2 separate regions of the Mus musculus genome follow, and region 2 is linked to region 1. The links are chromatin contacts, found by Hi-C or POLR2A ChIA-PET in ENCODE. All regions are on one chromosome and are shown on one strand. The core of a region is the stretch at or near the end of the contact, and the rest is flanking DNA. Distances in the headings are between cores, read along the strand shown. Region 1 holds the start of Kdm2b (lysine (K)-specific demethylase 2B). Region 2 holds the start of Setd1b (SET domain containing 1B).

Evidence for each region. A loop is a pair of places that touch in the nucleus more often than their neighbours do. ChIA-PET counts read pairs that join two places held with the same protein, here RNA polymerase II (POLR2A).
Region 2: a loop to region 1 is called in a map of T-helper 1 cell, with 2.0 times the contacts of the local background. The contact joins the promoter of Setd1b here to the promoter of Kdm2b in region 1. A Hi-C loop is called at or near these places in 2 of 37 maps with a recorded cell type or tissue (T-helper 1 cell and T-helper 17 cell). POLR2A ChIA-PET finds 5 or more read pairs at or near these places in 2 of 5 experiments (Patski and embryonic stem cell).

The regions. Positions count from the first base shown.
Region 1 is chr5:122,986,528-122,991,379 of GRCm38, reverse strand. Kdm2b (lysine (K)-specific demethylase 2B) reads left to right here and starts at 2,281. Exons shown (of 23, transcript NM_001003953.2): 1 at 2,281-2,512; 2 at 3,574-3,718. The coding sequence starts at 2,480. A930024E05Rik (RIKEN cDNA A930024E05 gene) reads right to left here and starts at 2,026. Exons shown (of 3, transcript NR_045820.1): 1 at 1,289-2,026.
Region 2 is chr5:123,140,235-123,145,086 of GRCm38, reverse strand. Setd1b (SET domain containing 1B) reads right to left here and starts at 2,894. Exons shown (of 17, transcript NM_001040398.2): 1 at 2,633-2,894; 2 at 1,960-2,144; 3 at 1,633-1,731; 4 at 736-1,006. The coding sequence starts at 2,130. It also overlaps a transcript of Rhof not described here.

The sequences.
Region 1 (4,852 bases), core at 1,032-3,531:
TGTGGTTTCCTCTCCTCCAGGTTTGTAAAGGGACAGGATCAAATCAGGTGACCGATCAACCTCTGCCCACTCTACAAACGTGGCTCACTTCTGACTTTTTCCAATGCCAGCCTTTGGGGGAACTCAGAAGCCACAGGGAGTGGAAGGGGGTTCTGGGGGGAAGGGAGAGACTTCAGGGAGGAAGATGAACGAAAATCTCCAGCATCCTATTTGACAGTTTTGCTTTAATTCTGTAATCCACTGATTCTCAACCCTGGGCCCCTCCTTTATTTCATTCTGAAGCATAAATGAAGTCGGTGGACATTTGAAAGGGTAAGCAGCATGACTGAGAGCGAGTCGTTTCTGCCTTTCTGAATCCCAGCATCCTCACTTACAAAGCAGAGCAACAAGGCCATGAGACATCCCCTTCAAACGTATTCTTTCTCACAAGAAGAGCCAGATAAAGTGGTCCACATCCCCATGTCAATGGGTATGGAACCCAGGGCCTTAGGCTTGCTAGGCCAAATATCCCAGGACTGCGTTACAGCACCAGCTGGCCCCTGGTTTTCACAGGGATGGTTAGAAGGGCTGCCCAGAGAATGCAGCTGAGCCAACGTAGATGTAGTTTCAGTTTGGTGACAAACTTGGTGTTTGTCGCCTCATCTCTACGTAGATTTCTACCGATAACGTGCATGGATGGAATTTTTAAAAAAAAATTCAAAGAGCAGATTTGGGGACAGGTGGAAAAAAAGTACAGACCGATAAGGCAGGAAATTCTGACGTAAGGGAGGGTGACGATGTGTGGTTCACAGCTGATTTCAGGTGGCAAGGCCACTTCCTCCCCGTATCTGTCTGAACCAGTGCTCTTGACATTGGGACAAGATAAAAACAGCAGTCACCTAAACTCATAATTTCTTGAATCTGGGTTTCTCCAGGGTGCAAAATGACCTGCTTTAGCTTGTACGCCAAGCTAGCGTCACCTGGGAGGTCTCTCAGAACATCCTTGTGATGCTGTCATTAGGCCCTTGCAAGAAAGGAAGAGGCCCGGAGGGAAACAAAGTTTAGGGCCAGCATTTCTCTCAACTTAAAGGAATTCCAGGACCACTGAGGGTCAGTCAATTCTGGAAGCAGTCACAAGCACTACTTAAAAGACGGAGGAACATTGGGGATCTGCTACTCCAGGAATATTCACAAAGGCTGCCCCCCTTCTCCGCTGAGAAACAATATGGATCAATCAAGGTTGCTGTACCCCAGAAAGCCACAAACAACCACCACTTTTCTCTTAAACTGCCACACGAGAGAGGCTTACCTTTTGCCTGCCTGCATTAGAGACGCTGAATCCGATTCTCTATTCCCTCCTGTGTATCGATTTATCTCTTCTCAGCGAGTGTAGAGACTTTTTTTCCTTTCTCTTTAAAAGCCCAACTTCTATTTCAGGGCTGTACTACCGAGGCTATCCGAATGAATGAACCAAAGGCTTTCTTCCGGTCAGCTGCAGTCTGAAAAGGCTGTGGACTGGCTGTATTTCCTGTACCTGTGCGTGTGTCTCCATATTATTATTTCAGCCCCGGGAGTTTAAAAGTTATGCAGTCTGTACAGATACAGTGCTGAGGTAATTTCTTTCTGAGCCCCTCAGATGCCTCCTCCATATGGCAGGTTCGCAAATGGATAAGGGTCTGGACAGGCTGGCCCCTCCCCCCAGGCATGCAGTAGAAAAGCAAAACAGAAAAAGAAATCACACATACAAAATACTTTGAATTTAGGTCGCCAGCATAGGTAATGAGGAAAGGTGGGTGAAGGAAGAGAGGGACAGCCCTGCGTAACCCAAGCAAGAGGGGGCAGGGGCAGAGGTGGGGGGTCGTTTTGGGGGGTGCCAGGCCCCGGGGGCTTTCACGCCAGCAGGCTTGGCTAGCATTTCCGCGCCTCCCGCTGAGGCCATCCGTGCAAATCTGCACCTCCCTCCCCACCCCCTCCTCTCTTTCCCTCCCTCCCTGCCCCGCCATCTCTGGGATGCGCCCGCCGCCTGCAACTCAGCCCTCCAAAAGTCAGCTCCCGGGCGGCGGCGGCGCCTGCGTGCAGAGGCGCACTCGTGACCCAACAACAAAACAGCGATGCCAAGGCGCTAACAGCGCCCGGTGCGTCCCAGGCTCCCTTCTGGCCCCACACCTCCTACGGCTGCGGTCCCCGACACCCCCAACCCGAGCCCCCCCTTTCCCCAACTAGCCTAGCCGCAAGCTCCGAGCGCGATCGGCAACAATGTTTACGTTCCGGGGATTATGACGTCGACGCCTCCCCCCCCACAACTGCTGAAAATGGTTTCCTAGGACTTTGCAAACGGATCTGCTTAAGTGTTGGTGCAAAACTTTGTAGATATCGGCTCTGGCTTGCTCTATTTATTTATTTTTTTGCTTTCTTTTCTTTGGTCTTCCCTCCTTTCCCCCTCCGCCAAAATGCAGGGGGCAGGAGTGTTGACAATTAATTGGTGAACTCTCCTAAAAAAATGGAGGCAGAGAAAGACTCTGGAAGAAGATTGGTGTGTAGCTTTTTTTTTCTCCCCCAAATCTGTATCTGGTATATGATCGATTTATCTATCTATTTATTTTTTTGGTTGTTTCTTGCTGCCTTTTCTTTCCTTTTCTGTATTTTGCAAGAGGACCGGAAAAAAATAATAAATTGCATGCAAAAGGAAGCAAGCAGCTTACTCCTCCAGTCTCTTGTGAGGCTCAGGGTCTCAGACACTTAAGTGGGGAGGAGGCAACGCCGAAAGGCGTGGAAGGGACTGAGCGGGCTCGGGGTTCGCCTGGGATCTGGGGGGCTGCGGGGCTCGGTGCTGAGCGGCGGAGGGAGGAGGAAGAAGGATGCGGGGAGTGGTGGGGGAGTCTCCTTAGGAAGTGAGTGTGCGCGCGCGCTCGTGGGGAGATGAGGCAGCTGCTGGTGCGTTTTGGGGTCTCTGATAGAAGCTTTGTGGTGGGCTGGCTGCCTCTCTCCCCCCACATTCTTAACCTCCTCCCCTCCCCTCCTCTTCTTGCACTAGCGGTCGGTCGGCGGGGGCCGTTAGGGTCTCAACCCTTCCGTTTCAGCTTTCCAGCTTTTCTGTAGCTCGGGAGCAGCTCCAGCCTTAGTAATGCCGCCGGCCCTGGGTTCCGGCTTCCCGGGTTGGCCGCCGTGGCCGCCAGGGCTGCTGTTACCGCGGAGCCGGTTGCTGCAGCGGCTTCTCTCGGGGCCTACATCTGCCCCGCCAGCTCATACCCGGAGCCCCCTTCAGGGGTTACATAACCAGGCTCCCAGTCGAGTGGGCAAAGCTTAGCACATCACTTGGCGTGGGGGCAGAGGAAAGCCCCCAAATACCATTTCCATAGCTTCCAAAGATGCAAGAAGGGATTGCTTCGTTTAAGGGCAGTCGGGCCTTGGGGGTGTGAGCCCCTTTTTCTGCTTTCCAGCATCTTTGGCATTTGCGCAAAGTTGCTCAGATTGCAATGCTGGGGTGCAGTGGGCGCGCGACTCTTGCACCTGTTCTTGGTGGGCCCAGGGTGAGAGGAGACCCCCCCAAGTCCTCTCAGTAATGTCCGGGGTTCTCTGGTTGGGTCCCCGCAGCGTGCGATTGACCGCCAGAGATACGACGAGAACGAAGACTTGTCGGACGTGGAGGAAATTGTCAGCGTCCGTGGCTTCAGCCTGGAGGAGAAGCTACGTAGCCAGTTATACCAGGGGGACTTCGTGCATGCTATGGAAGGCAAAGGTGAGGCACCCCCCTCTCCTGGCTTCACTCTGCAGAGGGCCAGCGCGCACGTGGGGAGGGAGCTGCCTGTGGCTGGGTTCGTATTTCGCGCCCGCGTCCCCCATTCCAGGGGATCCGGTGACGAAACGAGACTGAGCACCGGGGGTGGGGGTGGGGGTGGTAAGGGAGGAGGGCAGGCAGGAAGAGGGCTGGGCCTGGCGTGGGCCTAGGCCCTAACTGTACCCATCATTAGTACCAGGGTGGTCACTGCCAAGGGACTATTGGACTAAGAGGGACCCAGGGAGGGCGTGAGCGCAGCATCTTCACTCTCCCAAGCCAGTTGCGCTCTCTGTGCTGCCAGAGGTGCAGTGTCTGGCAGGAGCCCTTCCAGACATCCCTGGGACCATTGGCTTGACGGCCTTAGGTTTGAAGGCCCCCCAAACTCCTATCACCTGGGCCCCGCGGGTTAGGAACTGGAATTGGGTTTAGGCAGCGCCTTCGGTTGTTAGGGTTACGCCCCTTTGAGCTTTGAGTCTGAGCCTTGGGTCTGCAGTGCCTTTCTCCCTTCCTGGGCCCTGCCCTGCTGGATTGGAGAAGGGACTAAGTGGTTGTTCAGGGCATTATTGCCACTACCCCCTCCTCCCCAAGCCTGAAGCCTCTAGCGCTTTCTACAACCTTGACAGTCCGAATTAGGGGAGGCTAGTTTGTATATGTGATAAATTACCTGCTCAGGCCTGGAGCTAAGATCCCAGTTCCTTGGCAGTTTGAATGGAAGATTTAGGCACCTCTGAGGAGACAGGGTCTTTTTCCATGCCCGACATGAGAGCTCTGTGTTCTCTGGCCTTTCCGGTGTTAGAAGCAGAAGGTGGACACGCTTCGGTTTTTGAGGGACCTCCTGGCTTTGGGGTTCTCCCTGGCTCTCCTACTGACAGTGTGGCTGAGGATTTTTTCTTAGACATGTTGGGTGAGACTCCTGTTTGAGGCCTTAGGAACCCAGAACCTCCTGAGGGGGTCTTTTGTAGACTCTGGACCCAGAACCTATTTTGGCCTGTAGGATTGGCGTTTGGGAGAAGCTCTGGTTTACCCACGCCTTCCTAGGTTGTGTGGACTTTGTTTTGTTTTGTTTTTGTTTTTGTTTTTCGAGGCAGGGTTTCT
Region 2 (4,852 bases), core at 1,645-4,144, 150 kb before region 1:
GTCTTGTCAGGCCTTTTCACCTGAGCCAGGATGCGGGGGTGGGGGTGGGGGTGGAGGAGAGTCAACAGCTCTGGAGGTAGGAGGTGTGGCTCCCCAGCCTGCCTGAGCAAACAGAGGTGCTGCGGTCTCTTTAAGAGAGAGGAGGGAAGACAAGTGTCAACCCATGAGCACCCAGAGCAGCCCGCCCCCAAGATCCACTATCAATGCTATCAGAACATTATCAATGAAACACTCCTCGGCTCAGATTGGTTCAGGGAAGGGGCACCGGTAGGGGGTGAAGGGGCACGGGCACCCTAGATCTTTAAGGAATGACTTTTATGAATTTAAAGGCACACGGTTCTTCTTCTGCCCCCAACAAATAAACAAACCCTCCCATCTCCCCTAACACAGGCAGCAACACTAGGGACTGTCTAAACGCAGGCCACAGGGGCTCAGAGAGGGGCCCACAGGGGTGTCATAGGTGGGGGAAGCCTCTGGGTGGTCCCTAAGGGTGCAGTGGCCAAGGACTGGCACATTTGGTAAATTATAGTCTGTCTCCTAGCAACAGACAACACATTTGGCTCCATGTGACTCTGCCCTCCGGAGGGGACAAAAAATAAATGGTGGTGGTGGTGGTGGGGAATCCCAAAGAAGAGACAAGGAACGATAAAGGGGTTTCCAAGATGAGGGTGAGACTGACAGGTGGCCTTCCAGCTCCTCCCCCACAGGCCACCAACCGGCCGGGCCACCACTAACCTTTGGTGTCCAGCTCCACGTGGATAATGTTGCCCATGACAGAAGTGCTGTGCAGGTGTTGGACGGCCTCCTTGGCGCCCCTGACTGTGGCAAAGACCACCTTGGCAATGCCCAGGTGTTTCTTGGTCTTCGGGTTATACAAGATCTCCACCTCCTCCACCTCCCCATACTTTTTGCACATGTCCCTTAGGAAGTTTTCACGGACGTTGTCATTCAGCTTGGCAAATGTCACCTGCTTTGGAGGCACAGGGCCCACGTAGAACTCATCGATCTGCCAGGGGCCGCGGCCGAGGTGGGGGGGGGGGGGAGGGAGTTTGGAAAACATTAAAACCAAAGAGAAAACACAAGCACGCCTCACTTGCCCAGCAGTTAAAAAAAAGAAAGAAAAAGAAAAAAGAAAACAAAAAAAGCATGCGGGCGGGCCTAGGAAGCAGAGGATTAAATCGTTTGGAACCTGGAAGTCCTCTGGGTTCGAAAGGAAAGGGGAAAAAGAAACAGTTTCTCTTTCCCCACCCCCCTATTCTGGCCTCCTATCCTTGCTGCTGGATCCCAGACGACCCTCTGGTCTAGGAAGTTGTCCCCTTTAAAGCCAAAGGGTTGGGAGGGGGGCGGGTCCCTGAGCCAGGGCCCTGGGTGCGCAAGGACCCAGGTGGGGACCGGGAGCCCCCAGCTCTGCCGGCATGATACAGTCTCAGTGCCCTCGTTACAGTTTCTCCGAGTGTTATTTTGTTTACAGTGGCCCGGAGGGGACACCCCTCTCCCCCCTCCCCGCCAAAACTTCCCAGTCCTGGACGGCGGGAACTAAGAATCCGGCTGGGCTTGGTCAGGACTGGCGTTATTTTCGAACTCGGGGAAGGAGGGGGGGAGGGACCATAAGACAGAGAGGAGGGGTCCTACCTTGAATTTGGGCACAGACAGCTCCAGCTCCTTGTTTTTGGTCCAGATTCCGACCACCCGGGGATCTTCCACGATCTCCACCGGGCGGTTGCTGGACATCTGTGGGCAGAGACAGGGGGTTCAGTATAGAAGGGCTGGCACCCTCCCCAGGGGCAGGGGCAGACCCCCCCCCCTCAAGGCACCAGTCCCACTCCAGGCTGAGGGGAGGGAGTCCTGGCTGACAGTTGGCCCAGGTAGCTGGAAGAGGGGTCCCCCTCCGTTCGCCTCTTGTCTGGGGGCTCCACCGGGGGTGGGTGGGGGTGGCGGGAAGGCGCGCCGGCTACTCACGGCCAGGCTGAAATGCTGCCCATCGTAGCGGTACAGTTTATGGTGCCCCTTTTTCAGAGCCGGGTCAATCATCAACTTGTAACTTCTCCAATGGTGGTTCCTCCTCTCGCCCGAAGGGCCGGGCTGCGGCGGGGGCTGCTGGTGGTGGTGGTGGGGGTGACTGTTCTCCATGCCGTTAACCCAACCTGAAACCCAAGCAAGTTGTTGTCCTCTCCGACGCTTCTACACATTCGCCCGAGAATCCAATCGGCTGGCCCCCACCCCCCTCCCACCTTACCAGCGCGCCCCGAAAGCTTGTCTCGCTGCCTCTCCCCCCCCCCCCCGCCTCCCGAGGAAAAAAAATCTAAGAATGGAGCGAGAGAATAAACCCTTTCCGGAGGGTTTACGCGCCCGCCCGCTCGGCCACCGTCTCCGGCTGGCAGCGAGGGGCTGCCCGGGGCCCCCGCTGCGGGCTGGCGCGGTCCGGGACGCACGGAGGACGCGGGCTCCGGCCCATGGTGCCGCCAGCCGCCCGGCGTGGCGCTCGGCCCGGCTCGGGAGCGGGGCGCGCGGCAGGGCCTGGCGTCGCCCGCCCGGGCGGGGGCCGGGGGCTCGGGCTGCCCGGCTCCTCTGACCGCGGCCTCTCTCTCTCTCTCTCTCTCTCTCTCTCCTCCCTTCCCTGCGCCGCGCTTACATCCCCGCCGGGCGCCGGCCTCCCTGCGCCGCCAGCCAGTACATGGTGTCCCCCGCGGGAGCCGAGGCCGGGGCGGCCGGACCGGGGGCCGGGATGGGGGGGACGCCGCCTTAGCGGCTGCCGGGCCCCGAGCTGCCGCTGCCCTTGCTGCTGCCGCCGCCGCTGCTGCTGCTGCTGCTGCCCGGGAGGCGGCTGGCGGCGGAGGCTCGGCTCCCAGTAGCCGCACATCCCACAATACACCGCTAAGGAGCCCGACCCGAGTGCTCACCCTCCTCCTCTTCCTCCTCCTCCTCCTCTTCCTCCTCCCCTCGCCTTCCTCGCCGCTTCCCCAGGCACTCTCCCGGCGGCGGCAGCTGCGCCGCCAAAGCCCCGGGCCCCAGCGGCCCCCCACCCCTCACTCGCGCGCTCCCACACTGCCTCCCCCCCCTTCCCCGGGGGGAAGGCCTTTTAATTTATTTATTCTGCTGGGACTGAGGTGGGGGGCTTGGCTGACGGGGGAGAGGGGGGTCTCCACGGCTTCTATCTCCCCCGCGGCTGGGGCTACCCTTCCAGCTACGGAAGACTCCACGGTGTGCGCCCCCAGGGCCTCCCAAACTGTTTCCAAACTGCCCAGGCCGGTGGTGGACGCGTGGAGTCTCGGCGAAAAGGGCTGGGTTTCGAGTGGGGGGTGATCGTGTGTATGACTACTAGAAGCCTGGAGGGGAGGCAGACGTCGACCCCAAACGAGTTTGCAATCGAGGTATCTCCGATCCCGCTTCCTCTTTGGCCCGCACGCCCCCTCCCTCCCAGGAGCTGTGCTGGGGAAGGGAAACCAAGGTTTGGAACCACACTAGCCTTCACATTCCTGGGAGGATACAACCCTCGCCTGGACGGGGAAGATAGCTCTTTCTCTTTATTTTTTCGTTTTTATTTTTTGCCTTTCTGTTTTTATTTTTGGAGGGGAGCGCCCAGTAATTGTCTTGAACACATGCTTCTCCCTCCCTCCTTCCTCCAGCCACCAGCGACAGAGAGTCCCCTTTTTTGCATTTATCATTTTCCTTCCCCTTTCTTTATTAAAGGTCCGGGAGTGGCGGCGGCCAATCAGCGCTCGGCTTCCATTTTGTGAGTTCAACTCGTAGGCTTCCCCGGCTTTTCGCGTGGATCTGGTTGCAGACGCCCTCGGTCTCTCTTCTCGGGCTGCCGAGGCGAAGCAGCCGCCTCGCCGGGGCTTCGTGGTGGTGTATTTCATATTGGGGCTCTTTTCGGGGTTTGTAATTTGGCCGTGGGTAGGTAATTGGCTGGAGCAGGGCGGCAGGGTGCGGCAGCCAATCAGCGCGCGGCTTCTATAGGGCTTGAGTTATTAGACGCTGATCTCAAAACATCCTTCATCAGACTCCAAGGAGAGGCCAACAGATGAGGGAGCCATTTTTCTGCAATGGAATTAAATGGCCAAGTGGGTTTTTCCTTTGTTGCAAATGGGGAATGCTTTTCCTTTGACTCCACCATCCAGTTCAGGACGCCTGAATGTGTTTAACATTTGCCAAAGGACTCACACTTGGAAGAATGAAGACCTTTTAAAAAGATCTGGATTTTTCCTTATGACTTGGAATCCATCTTTGTCTTGTATAACTAGGTCATAGCACACTATTAATGTCAGCAGTTAACAGTTTTGAATTCAAAAAAACCTAAGTAAATGACATATTTAATTTTTTTCCTTTTTTTTTTTTCTCGGGTGGGTGGGTGGGAGAGCTTGGAGCTGTCTTAATCTGTATTCTCTTGACTGAACAATAAATTTTTAAATATAGTTTCCTCTATTAAACACTTAAGCCTGACCATCTTATTAATTCTATTTTTTAACAAGGTAATGTTTTAAATGTATAGTTGTAGCGAAACGGCAACAATAACAAAAAAACTGTGAGCTGTTGTTACTGTTAAATTTTCTAAAAACCTTTTACATTGTAAGTACCCAATCCATTCTGTCCTTAACTGCACTGCCGTTCTCGTGTTACTGTCGCCTGAGATGTCCTGAATTTTCGGAAGCTTCATCTGCATGTATGTCTTTGTCTTTGTCTGATGTAAGTCAGTTAAAATGCTTTTAGACGTTTTTGCTTCTATAAAGCTACGATTTTTTAGCTTCGAGCTTTTTGGAAAAAAAAAAATGTTTACAGCCATAGTTGCTATTCAGATTTCTTCCCAGTAGCTCGTACACTCTTTGAAAATCGATCTATTTGAAGAAAAACA